Regions from separate parts of the Mus musculus genome. Here region 1 is linked to region 2. Evidence: chromatin loops called from intact Hi-C (ENCODE). Cell type or tissue: heart. All regions are shown on one strand.

Region 1 (8,000 bases), 100 kb before region 2:
GCCTATCCAGAGACCAGCACAACTTGAGATCCATTCTGTAGGTGAACACCCAACCCTGACACTATTACTGATGCCATGTTTTGCTTGTAGACAGGAGTCTAGCATGACTGTCTTCTGAGAGGCTCTACCAGCAACTAAGACAGATGCAGATACTTACAGACAACCATTGGACTGAGACCTGGGACACCTATGGAACAGTTAGGAAAAGGATTGAAGGAGCTGATGAGAATGTTGGCACCATAGGAAGACCAACACTGTCAACAAACCTGGAACCCTGGGAGCTCCCAGAGACTAAGCCACCATTCAAAGAGCATACAAGGGCTGGTCCACCACCCCCAATACACATGTAGCATAGGACTGCCTTGTCTGGCCTCAGTGGGAGAGGATGCACTTAATCCTGTAGAAACTTCATGCCCTCAGGGAAGGATGGGGTGGGTGAGTGAGGGGGTGGGTGAATGGGTTGGGGAGCACCCTCTCTGAGGCAAAGGGGAAAGGGAATGAGGTAAAGAAGTCTTGGAGGGGAGACCAGGAAAGGGGACAACATTTGGAATGTAAATAAACAAAACAATTTGAAAAGGGAAAAATGAAAGTATCTTCAACAAATGGTCCTGGACTCACTTGATGTCTACATGTAGACGAATGAAAATAGACCATACTTATCACCTGCACAAAACTCAAGTCCAGGTGAATCAAGGACCTCAACATAAAACTGGATGCACTAAATTTCAAAGAAGAGAAAGTGGGAAATACCCACGTCTAAGATTGACAATTGATTAAATGAGACCTCATGAAACTATAAAACTTTTGTAAGGAAAAGGACACTGTCAGTAGGACAAATCAGCATCCCCACAGATTAGGAAAGGATCTTACATCTGGCAGAGGGCTAATATCCAGATTTTACAAAGAACTCAAGAAGTTAGACACCAACAGCCCAAATAATACAATTTTAAAATGGGGTACAGTACTAAACAGAATTTTCAACAGAAGAATCTTGGATGACCAAGAAGCACTTAAATGTTCAAAGTCCTTAGTCATCAGGGAAATGCAAGTCAAACAACTATGGGGTTCCAAATTATACCCATCAAAATGGCTAAGATCAAAATTTAGGAGGTAACACATGCTGGCAAGGATGTGGAGCAAGGGGAGCACACCATCAGTGCTGTTGGGAGTGCATACTTGTACAATCAGTTTGGACATCAATTTCTCAGAAAACTGGGAATATTTCTATCTCAAGACCCAGCTATACCACTCCTGGGCTTATGCCAAAAAGATGTTCCAATATCCCACAAAGCCACTTGCTCAACTATGTTCACAGCAGCTTTATTCATAATATCCAGAAACTGGAAACAACCTACATGTTCCTCAACTGAGAGTGGACAAAGAAAATGTGGTACATCTACACAATGGAATACTATTCAGCTATTAAAAACTAACATTGTGGCTGGAGAGATGGCTTAGTGGTTAAGAGCACTGACTGTGCTTCCAGAGGTCCTGAGTTCAATTCCCAGCAACCACATGGTGGCTCACAACCATCTGTAATGGGATCTGATGCCTTCTTCTAGTATGTCTGAAGACAGCTACAGTGTACTCGGATACATTAAATTAATAAATAAATCTTAAAAAAAAAAGACATCATGAATTTTGCAGGCATATGGGTGGAACTTGAGAATATCATCCCGAGTGATGTAACCCAGTCTTAAAAGAATACGCATGGCATGTACTCACTTATAAGCACATATTAGCCATAAAATACAGGTACCATGTTATACTCGGACAGACCCAAAGAAGCTAAACAAGAAGGAAAACCCAGTGAGGAAGCTTGACTCAGGTAGAAGCAGAAGATAAAAGCCAACCAAAGGTTATTAGAAAACAAGCTTTTATCTGTTTAGCATGCAACAAAGACCTCCAGACAATGATCATCCACAGGATTATCAGGAACTCAGATGGCAACCCATGGATGTGTTAGAACTGAGAAAATTCAAGGAAAGTGTCACAATTTTGGGATGCATTCACCATTTGTAAACAAACCGTGACTTCTTTGGATATTAAAAATAGAATAATCCAAGACTGGAAGGATATGGCAAAAGCAATCTAGTACCTGTGTCACATTTACAATGGTTCTCATGATAGAGAGAAGAGGTGAAGAAGATAGCATGACAAAATAGAACCAGTTGGTAGGAAGGGAATAAAATAGTCATAAGAGGCAGATGGAGGGAGGGAACTTAGAGGGAGGGGGTATGGGGAACGGAATGGGGAATTCAGGATCAGGTGTGGGGAAGAACAAGAGAGATGGCTATATGGCCATAAAAATGAATGGAAATCTGCAACTGATGTAAATGGAGGGGGCATTTTTGGGAGGAGACAGAGACCTTAGGTAAGGGAGGTACCCAAGAATCAATGGGATGATCTTAGTTGGAACTCATTACATTGAGAATATGGAACCTAAAGAGGGCATCTCCTGTAGCCCTACAGGAACCCCAGTGGAGCAATAGAGACACCAACCCACCCACACAACTTTCAACCCAAATTTTATCTTGTCTGCTCCCTCCCCCTGCCTAAATTATTTGTAGACAGGTAGGGGGCCAACCAATAACCTGCCCAACTTGAGAATTGGTGTCCATCTTATTGCTTAGAACCCAACTAGTCTGAGATAAAAGTCCACTGTCTCCCCACCCCACCCCACCCCCCAAAATAAAAAGCTGAGCAGATCTAAAGCTGCAGCAGTGTGTGGATTAAAAGCTGACTGGGTCTGAGGGGTCTACAGAGAGCCACAGAGAGGCTCCCTCCCCAACCCCCCAGCAGACAGCTACAGCCAGGGGCAGCACCCCAGCCTGGAGCTGGACTTGGGGAGTGCCAATGCTGATTCCCAGAGATGGAAGGGGGACCCTGGAGCGCAACTGACTGCAAGGTAGTTTTCTGATAGACACAGTGAGCTGATTGGGGCATCTCCTCCCGAGCCTTTCCATGTTCGCTCCCCCATAAGCCCCGAGTCTACACAGGACACCTGACAGCCAGACCCGCTCTCCCGTCTGCTTGTGCTGCAGACTGCCTGAGATAAGCGCACAAGGTGCCAGCTGCAACCCCAACCAAGACAGAGCCAGCTCAGAAGCACAGAAGCTGCAGGTCTTTCTACAGTCAGCCCCTCCCAGCAAACAAAAGAATCCGAGAGGACTGCAGTGTCCTGAATTGAACAGCAGAGGGAGACAAAGGTACAAAGGGCTCTGGAACAGGTAATACAAATTATAAATTGATAATAAAGATATATATTCATGTAAATGATACTTAAAAATGAGAAACACAATAAATACCACAGTTGGGATTTATGGGATGATATTTTGAATGGTTCGACAGGGATGGGTTTAAAGGAAATAGAAACCTTGTCATTTAACATTAGTGCAATATTTATTCTCTTGACTTACTACATCTTCTCAAAGACTGGGCCCTAGATAAAACATTACATGCCTTAGGAAAGGGATTGGAGCAGACACTAGAGAAGTTTATAGATGAAACTGAGCAACAGAGAGATAAAACTTGGCAACACAGCCTGGAGGAAACACTAGAACTGAAGGTTCAGGATTTTATAGGTCAAGATAAGCAACAGAAAGGGGAGAAGAAAGGTTGGAGACAGGAGCTAGAAAAGATACTAGAAAAAAAGATACAGAATTTCGTAGGTCAGACTGAACAGCAAGGAGATAGAGACAAAATTTGGAAGCAGAGTCAAGAGGATACTTTACTAAAACTAGTAGATCAAAATAAGGTAGATGCTACAATAACAGAATTACAACATAAAGAAGGTTTTCAAATGTGGAAGCCGAACCTTGAACAGAGAATGCAAGAACTCAAGGAACAGGAAGAGCAACAAAAGGAGAGACATAAACACAGACCTTAAGGGAGGAATTTAAATTTTCAATTAAGGAAAATACTCAGGTAGAGACAAGAGAATTAGAGAAAGCCAACCAAAGGCTATTAGAAAATAAGCTTTTGTTTATCCAGTTAATATACAACAAAGACCTCCAGACGATGATCATCCACAGGGTTATCAGGAACTCGAATGGCAACCCATGGATGTGTTAGCACTAAGAAAATCTAAGGAAAGTGTCACCGAGTTGTGTGTTTTTGCAGGAGCTTATTGGAGTTAAAGATTTACTGCAACACCCATCCCATGGGCAAGCACCAATCCTTAACACTATTAATGATACTCTGTTATGCTTGCAGACAAGAGCATGTCGTCCTCTGAGAGCCCCCCTCCACCCACAGCAGCTGACTCAGACATCGACAGCCAAACAATGGATGAAGCTTTGGGACTCTTATGGAAGAATAGGAGGAAAGATTGCAGGCACCAAAGGGGATAGGAATTCCACAGAAAGGCCAACAGAGTTAACAAACCTGGATCTTTGGGACTTTCAGAGCCTGAAACATCACAAAGAACATACCTGAGCTGGACCGAGGCCTCCCTGCTCATATGTAGCAAACATGCAACTTGGTCATCATGTGGGTCCTGAACAACTGGAAAAGGGGCTATCTTAAAAGTTGTTGACTGGAAAGGATTGAAGGAGCTGAAGAGGATGGCAACCCATAAGAACACCAACAGTATCAACTAATCTAGACCCCTGGCAGCTCCCAGAGACTGAGCCACCAACCAAAGATACACATTAGTTGGTATAAGGCTGCTAGCATATATGTAACAGAGGATTGCCTTGTCTGGCCTCAGTGGGAGAGGACGCACTGGATTCCTGCAGAGACTTGGTGTTAAGTGAGAACATAGAAATGGCCTGCATACCCAGTTTAAACCTGTCTAAAGCCTTATAGATCCCATGAAAACAGAAAAGATTTTAGGCTTCAGTGAAACACAGAATAACACCTTAGTCCCTGGTGGGAACCCGGGCAAGGCTTTAAGACCCAGAGACAAATCTTACATTATAGACACCAGTGAGTAACTGGAGAAGCATGGCTTCAGTGAGAACCTTGGCAAGTCTCTATGACCCACTGAGAACCTGGGGAAGGCTGGAAGGCCTTAGATCCCATTGACCACCTGGGAAATCCTGAGGTGCCAGTGAGAACCTGTGATAAGAACTCTTAGATAACAGTAAAAACCACAGAAGGTCTTAGGCTCTGGTGTTAACCTGTAAAAGGCCTTAGGACTTGTTGAGTTTCTCAGGAAGGCCTTAAAAAACAGAAAATGCAAAAAGCCTTAAGGCATAGTAAGAATCAGTAAAAGCCTTTATGTTCTTAAGTTCTTTCTTCCAAAAAGAACTTAGGAGAGGCAGAAGGTCTCAATAAGACTTTGGAAAAGGCCTTTAGCTACTTTAAGACCATGTAGAAGGTTGTAGGGCACAGGAAGAATATGAGGAAAGTCTTCAGACCCAGTGAAAATCTGGTGGTAGCCTTCTAGATTTCATTAGAACTTAAAATGTTTAGGCCCAGTTGAAACCCTGGGCATAGGCTCTAGTGAGAACCTGGGCCAAGCTTTCAGACAGAGAAACAACTTTGGAAAGACTTAGGCCCCAGTGAGAACTTGGGGTAACCCTTAGACCTTAGTGAGAATATGTGAAGACCTCAGGAACCTGGGAAGGACCTAGACACCAACGATAACCTGAGAAAGGCCTTAGGCCTCAGTGATGCCTGGGGAAGCTTTAGGACTGAGTAAGAACATGGAGACATTCTTAGGCCTGAGACCCTGAGGAATTCCTTAAGCTCCAGTGAGAATGTGTAGGTTTTACAGCACAGTGAGAACCAGTGGAAAACCTAAGACATCAATGTGACTAGAAAAGACTTTAGGTCCAAGTAACAATTTGGAGTAAGAACATGGAGAGGGCCTTAAGGTCCAATAAAAATTTGTAAAATGATTTATGCCCAATGGAGAAGCTTTCGAATGTTTAAAGCCTCATTGAGAAATTTTAGAAGTTTTAGTCTCCTGTAAGAAACTGAGGAAGGTCTTAGATACCAGCATGGATCTGAAAAAGACTAAGGCCCAGTGAGAAAATAAGAAAGTCCTTAGGCATCAAAGAGCATTCATGGAAAGCCATAGATTATAGTATGCATCTAGCAAAGCTCTTAAATCTTAGTCAGAACCTAAATAAAGTTATGAGCTCCAGTGAGGACCTAGGAAAGTCCTAAGGCCTCAGTGAGATGTTGGAGAACATCTATTGGAGCGAGAACCTTGGAAAGGCCTTAAACCAAATGGAAAGCCTGCAGAATGTTTTAGGTCACAGTGAGAATGTAAGGAAGGCCTTTAAACCCAATAAAACCCACTGAAGGTCTTACAGAACCTATGAGAACTTGGGAAATTTTTAGGTTCCAGCAAGACTCGGGGTAACGCATTTTAGGCTCCAGTGAAAAATTAAGACCCAGTGAGAACACAGGGAAGGCCTATGACCCCAGTGATTTCCTGGGAAGACTATTGAAAACCTGGAAAAAACCTGAGCCCTGAGGATAACTCTGGAAAAGCCTTGTAACATTCTAAGGAAGCTTTGAATCTTAGTGAACATGGGAAAATCTTTAAGCCCTATTGAGACTCTGAGGAATGCCTTAAGCTCCGTGAGGCTTTGTCCAGGAATAGAAACCCTGACTAAGACAAATTGGTACCAGCATAGTAGGGAATTCCTGTGACAACCTGACCATGTTTGGAGGAGGGCTGTGGAAGGACTTTGGAACTTTGGGCTAGAAGATCCATTCAGTGTTAAGAGCTCTGGGATGTTGTGTAGGAGCTTGGAAGATAATGTTGAGAACAGGGCAGAAGATGGAGGCCTGGCTTGTGAAATTTCAGAAGGAAGATTAAAGACTCTGTATCAGGGCTGTTGCTATTTTTGACTGTGAAGATTCTGTGGTTCTGGTTAGCTGGGGTTTAAGAATCAGCTGTGATTAACAAGATACCAGAGCTACTAAAGTGAAACCTTTGCATTACTGGGACTATTGATGCTGGTGGAACTAAGAAATTAGCGGTGATTAAGAAGAGATCAACATCATTGAGGTGAAATCTTCTGGGAAGTGTTTTCTGAGAGCACAGAGACTGTATTCCAGAGATAGGGAAGGTTGTATCTTGTGCTGTGGCTGGACTTGGTAATGTGTAAGAGTCACCCAGGTGGTACTGGTTTTGAAGGCATGAAGGGGTCCTGAAGAGCAGCTGAGGCTCAGCACTGTGAAAGGCCATGGAAGGCCATTGGTAAAGGTGCAGCCTCAGTTGCAATTGATGGCAGGACTGAAGGATCATGCAAAAGAGTTGAGGTTTGGCACCATGAAGAGAGCCTATGAGAGGCTGTTGGTGAAGCCTAGTTACAGCTGAAGTCAGCAGTGTTTTGGAGATGCCAGTACCATGAGATGACCACCAAGAACAGCAGCAGCAGTTCAGTACAGGCATCTGGAGCCTAGAAGAGAAGGTGTGTGCTGCAAAGGGCAGAGCTGGAGAAGTGACCCAAGTCCTTGGAGGTATCCAGAAGATCATGAGTGGATCCCAGACATTGGACGGTTGGAGTTTGATTTTGCTTTTGATTGTGAATGTGTCCTGATATGTTTCTCTCTTGAAGAAGGTATTACAGTGGAGCCCACAGTTAAGAGATTTTGAATTTTTAAAAGATATTGGATATTTTAAAAGGATTGAACTTTTTTTGATTTATTTATTTATTATATGTAAGTACGCTGTAGCTGTCTTCAGACACTCCAGAAGAGGGAGTCAGATCTTGTTACGGATGGTTGTGAGCCACCATGTGGTTGCTGGGATTTGAACTCCAGACCTTCGGAAGAGCATTCGGGTGCTCTTACCCACTAAGCCATCTCACCAGCCCAGGATTGAACTTTTAATATGTAAAGACTGTGGGACTTTTAAAGTTATTTAGGTCTTGGGGATGAATAAGAAAGTAAGGGTTGAGGCTTACCAGTGATGTGTTTGTGTGTCAAGTTGACAAGGGGTCAATTGTACTGGCTGGTTTTGTGTGTCAACTTGACACAGGCTGAAGTTATCACAGAGAAAGGAGTTTCAGTTGAGGAAATGCCTCCATGAGATC
Region 2 (8,000 bases):
TCCAGCTCTCCATTATGGGACGTGATCTGAGGACACACAGCATATAGGGGTCATTAGCTGTGAGGACAAGTGCTTACTGCATGGTGCCCTAGGGAACTCACCAATCCTTCCAGGCTCTGGTCAAGGCAGCTTGCTGGGTGTGTCCCTTGAGTTCATTCATGCTGTTCCTGTTGCAACTGATTGCCATAGCATGCCAGACATGATTCCTGTGGATGGTAAGCAAAGAAGGCTTCAATTTCCTTGATGTTTCTAGAAAGATAGCCATGTCACCTCTCATGAATGTCGAGTATCTCAGGAGGGCCCCGATGAGAGGGTTGTGAAAGTCTGGAGACACCAAGGAGACAGCAGATTTTGGGAGGCTGGAGATGGAGACAGGAAGCCCCCAGGTGTAACTGACAGGCTCTTTGCCTAGCACATCACTCTGAAGTCCTAGACTTAAAATGCAGGGGCAGGAAGTTTCAGGGTTGTGCTTCTGCACGGCAGGGCTCCTAGGGAGGCCTGAAGATAAGGTGCTACCTTGATGGTACCCCTTGGATACCCCAGTGGCCTAGTACCCCGTGCCTCACTTATTCCACAATGGCCTCAGGGACTTGAGTTGTGGGTTTAAGAGCCTTTGTCCCTGATGCAGCCACCTTCATGGTTCACCTCCCCCACCTGGGGTCTCCTCCTTCCCAGGCCTCTCCCTCATCCGTGCCTCCTCATTTCTAGCTCCAAGTGCCTCTGGGTGTTTCTACGAGCGAAATCCTGTCAGAGAGGACAAAGATTTGTCCATTTAATGAAGTTTAAGAAGTGTCTGAAGTGGTTCAGTTAGCAAATAGCTAACAGGACAGAACCAGCTCCTCCCCCAACTCACAGACCTTCCCCACACCTCCTAACACAGCCTACCAACACATGGCCAGCCTCAGTCCCAGCCTCAAGGAGTTAAACAGACAAAAAGACCCTTGGAGGACTTGTTCACACCCACCCTAGTGCACTGCCTGCTGGGACCAGGCAGTAGGCTGGGCGGGGGATTAAGTGATGGACATAGGCAGGTGGCTGCACTCCATGGTCCTACCCTCACACAGTTCCAGTGAGGGGCTACAAGCCCGCCCCCCCCCACACACACACACAACTGCCCTTGCTGGATTTAGCTAGTATAGAGGTTCCTGGGAACACTGGCTCCCAGGCAAAGATGAAGGCCCTTTCATATTGGGAAGCAAAGGCTAAAGAACAAACTGGATAAAGCCACATTTTGGCTACTTTCATCAGACATGAAGACCCTCTTTTTTTTTTTTTTTTTTTTTTTTTTTTTTTTTTTTTTTTTTTTGGTTTTTCGAGACAGGGTTTCTCTGTGTAGTCCTGGCTGTCCTGGAACTCACTCTGTAGACCAGGCTGGCCTCGAACTCAGAAATCCGCCTGCCTCTGCCTCCCAAGTGCTGGGATTAAAGGCGTGCGCCACCACACGCCTCTTCTTATCCACAGAGCCCATAGCTAGCAGGGAATCCCACCAAGCCTACTGGCCAGTCTATCCGTGGGACCTTTCTGTCCCCAGTATGCTCCATATGGGGCTTGGTCCCCTGGTCTTGGGCCTTTCCTTCTCCTCTAGTTCCCAGGGGCTCTGCCACACCCAAGTTCCACCAACCCTCCTCTAGACAGGAGGGATGAAAGAAAGAATTGGAAACAAAAGGAAAGATAGAGACCTGGGTTATGCTGGAGCCAGACCTGAGCCACTAATCTCAAAGAAGATCCAAGTGTGAGCCCAGAGGAACCCACGTATCTAGATGTACCCCTTTCCTGGTCTCTGCCTCTGCCCCTTGTCTCCCAGAGATGCTGTCTCAGTTCTAAGCTGTGCTGAGACTATAGGACCCTACCTCCTGCTCAGCTTGCCTGGAGCTAAGCACTCAAGGGGAAACTGAGGTTGGAGAGGGGAGGACAGATTTAGAAGAGGGTATGCTACTTTTCCCTGGAGACCTGACCTGAAAGCAATAAGAGAGCAGAATGTAGCATGTGGCCCAGCAGTGGCCACTAGGGTCCTTCAGCCTCAGTTTCTCCCTGGCACAATCACCTACAAAGGTATACTATTACACAAGACAAGCGTGGGCTTTCCCAGAGGAGCTGAACCTACCTGGTTCCTACCAAGTTCTCCACCGGGCCTCCCTGCTTCCATGCTTGCTCCTGACCTGACTGTGAAGACTTTCACGGCTCCTCAGGTTTGGACAAATGACCAACCTCAGTAACCCCACGAGGAGCTTTCTGCTGGCCACTCCACTTAGCCTTGTGGGCCGCTGAATTCACTGTCCACCCTGTATTCCTCATTCTTCGGGACTGTCCCCCACGAGTGCCTCCACTGAGATTCTAAGCTGGGAAAAAAAAGAAGAAATCGGCTGGCTGTCCTCCAATCAAGTGTGCTTACAGCATCCTGGGAGTCCTGGGAACTGCCACCTCAAGCCTAGAGTGCAGCCAGTGCTGAGAGGAAGAGGCATCCGCCTGGGGACACGTGGAAGGACATAGAAAGGTGAGGGACAAATTCAGCAAGGGTAGTGATCTGTCCTGGAAAGGACATGCTAGGGAGTTTGCTTTAGAACTTTCCTTGGAGGAACAAGGCCCAGGAGCAACGTCTAACTTCCCAAGTACTTCCTGTCTCCATCAACTCTCACTTAAAATTTTTCTATGACTCTCCAGTCTCTGTTCCTTTTTCTACCGGCCCACACCAGCGAGGAGCTCCCTAACAGACCCTGGACAATCTCCCTCAGCCTCTCTCAAGACCCCCACTCCCCAACAAAGCCAGTGCCCGGTTGACCTGGGAGTGGCACCCTCCCCTCATCCCCACCCCCCCACCCCACACACACACTGCTCCTGCCTAAAGCTGGGCCTCCCTTCCCCCACCATCCCCTGAAACAGCCCTCCCTGGAACCCTGCCAGCCTTCCTGTCCCCACCCCATTCGTCCCTCCCTCTGCTATCAGGTATCTTACCACCCAGCTCTCTGTCCAGGGCCCCTATCCAGGGCTTTGTCTCAGCGCTATCTCCTCCCAGCCTGTCTCAGGCCACGCCCCCTCCCAGGCTGTCCCTGAGCTACTGCTTCCCTTTGCTGTCCCACACCTAAGGTCATTAGAATTCCAGCTACCACTCCTCCCTCACAGCTCCTGATGGGAGCCCTCCAGCTCTGTAACAGCAAAGAAAGGCTGGGCCTGCCTGTCTGTAGGGTGGGAGTGGGGGTTGGTCCCTGCCTAGCCTAGGGCATACAGAAAAGTATCCTCTTCCACTGCCTGGCCCCTGAGAAGCAGGAAGGGGAAGGGGGGGGTGGGGGTGGTCGATGGGGGTGGAGAGGAGGTGGGAGAGAGCCCTGAGGAAGACAAGAGGAAGGGAAGGAGAAGGGGAGTGGGCAGAAAGACGTTAGAGGCCAGAGAACCGGCAGGGGTAGGATGCCTATCAGGAAGCTACCCAGGAGTGGGGTCTCCAGCAGAGCTGGGGGAACCCTGTTAGGCAGACTCCGCTCTGGAGGTTCTGGCCATAGGCAAACTGCACCTCCAAACTAAAATTTTATTGTCTCTTGCGCCCCCGTGAGGTCAGCGGTTAGCATAACAACCATTTGGCGACTGAGGTGGGGTTCCTGGGGGGGATGCAGGTGGAAAATGCCCCCAGCCCATGCTTGCTGCCTTCAGACTTGGGGTTCTTGCTTCTTCTCGGGTCCTCTAGGGGTCCTGAAGACGTCAGGCGTTCCCACATCATTCTGCTTCTCAGGGTCTCTTCAGAGGAGGTGTGGATTGCCACTCCTGTCTCCTTTTGTTCTGTCTTACATAGGACCCTCATCTTAGCTGGTCACACCCTTCAAGTCCTGGGCCCATTCGTCCCATGGAGCCCCAGTCTAGCCTCCCGGTGACCTTCCAGCTGCTTCAGAGTCCCTGGATTTTACCAATTCTACTCTCAGAAGTCGCATTTGTTAAAAGGTTTTGGGGTTACAGGGTGCTACACCAAGCATAGCTAAAGACACAGCCCCTACAGTTAAGGCCCTAGTAGAAGGCTGGGCTGGGCCTCTCAGGAAATGACATCCCCTCGGGCTGCTGCAGCCCCCAGCACAGCTATAAATCCACCTCTGACAATAAGCTGCTAAAAAATATAAAAGGAACCCCAACCTTCCTAACAGCCTGCTGGTTCAGAGTCTCCTCTCTTCTCCTGGACTTTAGGGTCTTTCACCCATTGAGGAAGACATAACCTCCAGATTCCAAGAGCTTGGGACATGGCTCTATACTTAGGTAGACACTGCAAGATGGCAGCTCATGTGATGAGACAGTGGAGGACACCTGTCTGGATGGACACTGGACACTCATGCTAGTGGTGTGCACATCACAGATCCTGTGATACCACAGAGCTCTCCAAACCAGGATTCCTGGTGGATGTGGAAGGGTCCCTGGAGGTATAGGAAGCACATATGTCCAGGTTGGGGATGTCCCTGTCCCCGTCTGGAGAGGAGGATTCCATCACTCTCCAAGGAGAAAGCTAACTGGTTCCCCCATCAGGATCAAAACATTCAATAGTGAAGACTATGGATTCAAGTGAGCAAGCCTGGGGTAGACTGAGAAGGGCTGGGATCACACTCTGGAGCCCTCACTATCCTAGATGTCCTCAATGAAGAGCTGGAGTCACATCTCCTTATCAGGAGAAGATCTCTGTCCTTCCATGTCCCTCGTGTCCCTTTTCTCTAGGCCAGAGTACTGATGGCTCCCATGAAAGGATGTCCGTATTCTCAGATCTGACGGGGCCAGAGCCAGGACAGAGGAAGAGGGCTGTACAGCCAGCCCAGCTGGGACAGCAAACAAACCTCTGGGGTCTCTCCTTTCCCTTGCCTGCCCACCACAGGGGTCTGGCTGGGGCCAGAGCTGGGGGAGACTTCCTCGATTTATCTCTGCAGCCGGTGGCCAGCCCTAAGCCTGGAATCCCGGGTCAAGCTAAGGTTTGCCTGCCCTGCTGTGAGCAGCTTGGAGCTGGTCAGAAGGCCCAGGCTGAGCAGGGGGCTGGGATTGAAAGAATTCTGGGAAAAATTGCTTGGGGCCTGTGTTTGGGGACCCAACAAAGGCAATGAAGGCAATGGTTACATCGTTTTTTTGTTTTGTTTTTTTTTTGTTTTGTTTTTTTTTTTGTAGTCAGGGTCTATTGAGCGAGGGCTGGTGCTGCTCAATGTTGACATGGCCTAGTCTGCAGTAAAGGTAAGCAGGTCAGGGGCGTGATTACTTTGGCTATAGTCCCATGTAGAGTTAGCAAGAAGGGACATGGTTGTGCCCACAGCAAAAGAGAAGCCAGAGGGCTTCCAGAACCTTCTAGATGGGCAAAAGGAAGGGACCTAGATACCTAATAGATTTTGTTCTACCCTCAGTTCTAGGCAAGACTATCTCAGAAACAAGACTTTAATCACATACTTCCCTAGGAAGAGACATACGTGCTAACGTGGAGGTCATGTAGCCACTGGGGCTCAGAAGTCATCCTTTCCCTACCACCCTAACTAAGAGACTAAGAGTCCCTCAACATTCCCCATCACTACTGATCTTTGGTGACCCTGGGTCCTTGCACAGGCTGCCATGGCTGAGCAACTGATTGGTCAGCTGAGCTCACCAAAGTCCTGTCACAAAGAGCGAGAGGAAACAAGGACTCACCAGTGAGGGCTATACATGAGTCCCTGACCCTAGACTCAACTTTTTCAAGGAGGTCATATCTGTGGATTTCAGAGGGTTCAGCAGTTCAAAGGCTCAGGGAGATAGCAAGCCCTAGAGCATCCCAGAGAGATGAACCCTGGGCCACCATCTGGATCAGCATCTAGACCACCATCTCTCGATGTGCTCGTGATGCCAAGTTCTTCCTGCCCTATTAGCCACTGCCCCCTAAAGACCCACTCCATACCACTTCCGTGGCCCCATGCATATCTCTAACCACATATCACTTTTCTTTCATGGCCCCTAGGCTTCTGCAGAATCAGAGGACCAGCCTCAGCAAGGAAAGGGGTGACAGACCCACCTGAGAAAACCTCTCTAGAACTAGATTCAGGATGCCTATCTCCAAGAAGGCAGACTTCCATGTGGCCCCAGATGCCAAAACTCTTCATGAGCTATGATGGCTCATGTCACATCCAACGTCATATAATCCAGCTGCAGTGCCTTCTGAGGCCAGTGGATTCCATCTGCCTGGGCCCCTCCTTGCCCTGGACTCCAATACAACTGCAAACACACAAGGTCTTGAGAACTAGTCTTCCTTGGAGGACATGTCTCACTTGGGTATGACATGTCCAAACGTATACTCATCTCAGGGAGTGAAGTGCATCTCCCTAGGTGGCACCTGCCTACCACGCCCGAAGCTCTGGCTCATCCCCCAGCACCCCCCGAAACAGGCAAAGAAAAACATGACCTTGATGGAGCCTGCTCCTGCCTGAGCATCAGATGCTCTCTAAGGGTCAACTCTGAGTCATTGGGCAGACATTCATCACAGGGAAACCCAATAGGAATCATCAGCACCCAGGGGTTAAGAAGTAACCAGGGCCAGGTGGTGGTGGTGCAGGCCTTTACTCCCAGCACTTGGGGGGCAGAGGCAGGCGGATTACTGAGTTTGAGGCCAGCCTGGTCTACAGAGTGAGTTCCAGGACAGCCAGGGCTACACAGAGAAACCCTGTCTCAAAAGACCAAAAAAAAAAAAAAAAAAAAAAAAAAGTAACCAGGATACAGGATATGTCTTTCCACCAGTCTGTCAAGTTCTGCAAATACCTGGCCTGAGTACCTCTCCACACAGCCACAGTCTTACCTGGATCCGGTGTCCTCAGGGCCACTTCTAACCTTACCTCTAGATCCAGCCACTCAGGATTTGTTTTCCTTCCAAGGATGCCAGTAATATAGGTCCAAGCTGTATAGCACTGACCCCTCCCTCACCGTGTAGTTGTCCTCTGCCTTCTGGACTTTGGGAGAGGGAATCCTGGAGGCCAAAAGCCAGTGCTGCCTCTCCAGTTCTAAGCTTGTATCTGGTCAGAAAGGGCCCTGGCCTGCCCTGGGTATCCCAAAGTCCCTCCATCATCTGCAGAATGATTTCCTTGGGGATCCTAGAGTGCTGAGTAGCTTAGTCACTCTCTGACCACTCCCACAATCAAGGAGCCTTCACCTCTCCCTATCAAAGACTTTCTCTGTCATAAGAAACCTGGCGGTGGATTTTAGGTGTTATCTTTAGGAGAAATGGAGAGTCCGGGTGGTGGTAGCAGGTCTCTCTCATCTACCCTGTGGAAGACCCTAACCCAGGTCCTGGGTAAAAGTCATGAGTGCCTAGACTGCTATCCCCTCTGGTGACCTTGAAGGCATGTGGCATCCCTCAGGCTGAGAGACTAAGTGGTCTCAGGCCCCAGAGTCTCAGGTACGACTTAGGTTAGAGTCCCAGGTAGGAAGCCAGAAGTCCTTAGGCCACACTACCCACCCCTCTGGTCACCCCTAGGGTTTCTGTGGCCAGAACAACATTTCCCACATTCCTGAGGAGCAGAGGCAATCAGGGTGGCCAGTGTCGGGACTCAAAGCAGCATGACCTCTCCTCTCCACCCACCTTGGCCCATTCCTCACTCCTGCAGGACTTCCCTTCACCTCTCTTCCCTTCACCTGCACTCTCAGGAGGCTCTCTCCACTCATTGGTCATGATAGACATTTGTGTCACCTCTCTAAGTATTCACAATGCCAGGTTCCTTGTGCTGTTATCAGCTTCCTCCTCCCAGAGACCCTGGTGACCCCTGGGATGTGGGTCTGCTCCACAGTACTCCTACAGGGCCCTGATCAGGAACTACCCTTCCTCCAAGGCCCCTGGAGAAGCTCCTATAGTATATAGGACCAAAGAGAAAAAGGATATTGGGCTCTGAGACCATACTGCACTGGCAAAACAGAAGTGACCCGATGCAAGGTAGGGACACCCAGAAGCAACACTTACTGTGGTTGCAGGTGGTGTTGGGACTTGACCCTGGGTATCCTGCTACGGAGACGCAAGGTCAAGACCAAAGCGGGGCTTTGGA

Evidence for each region. Peaks named below come from ENCODE experiments on the same cell type or tissue, not always from the same donor. Only the 100,000 strongest peaks of a DNase experiment are listed, where the experiment ranks them.
Region 1: it touches region 2 in a loop (8-fold over the local background); 6 of 42 quality-filtered maps call a loop at or near these places.

Annotation. Positions count from the first base shown.
Region 1 is chr7:142,710,067-142,718,066 of GRCm38, reverse strand. Gm39116 (a long non-coding RNA gene) reads left to right here. Exons shown (of 3, transcript XR_870062.1): 3 at 4,216-4,270. Among named protein-coding and RNA genes, the nearest start is that of Gm39116, 29 kb to the left of the region's middle. In heart, a CTCF peak has its summit at 3,191 (motif pointing right); no DNase peak of the experiment used is centred here; H3K4me3 peaks cover 378 bases; H3K27ac peaks cover 389 bases.
Region 2 is chr7:142,606,299-142,614,298 of GRCm38, reverse strand. It overlaps Gm33148 (a long non-coding RNA gene), which reads right to left. Exons shown (of 4, transcript XR_003946903.1): 3 at 2,105-2,339; 4 at 1-206. Among named protein-coding and RNA genes, the nearest start is that of Gm33148, 19 kb to the right of the region's middle. In heart, a CTCF peak has its summit at 3,545 (motif pointing left); a DNase peak (open chromatin) is centred at 3,518; H3K4me3 peaks cover 1,863 bases; H3K27ac peaks cover 5,435 bases.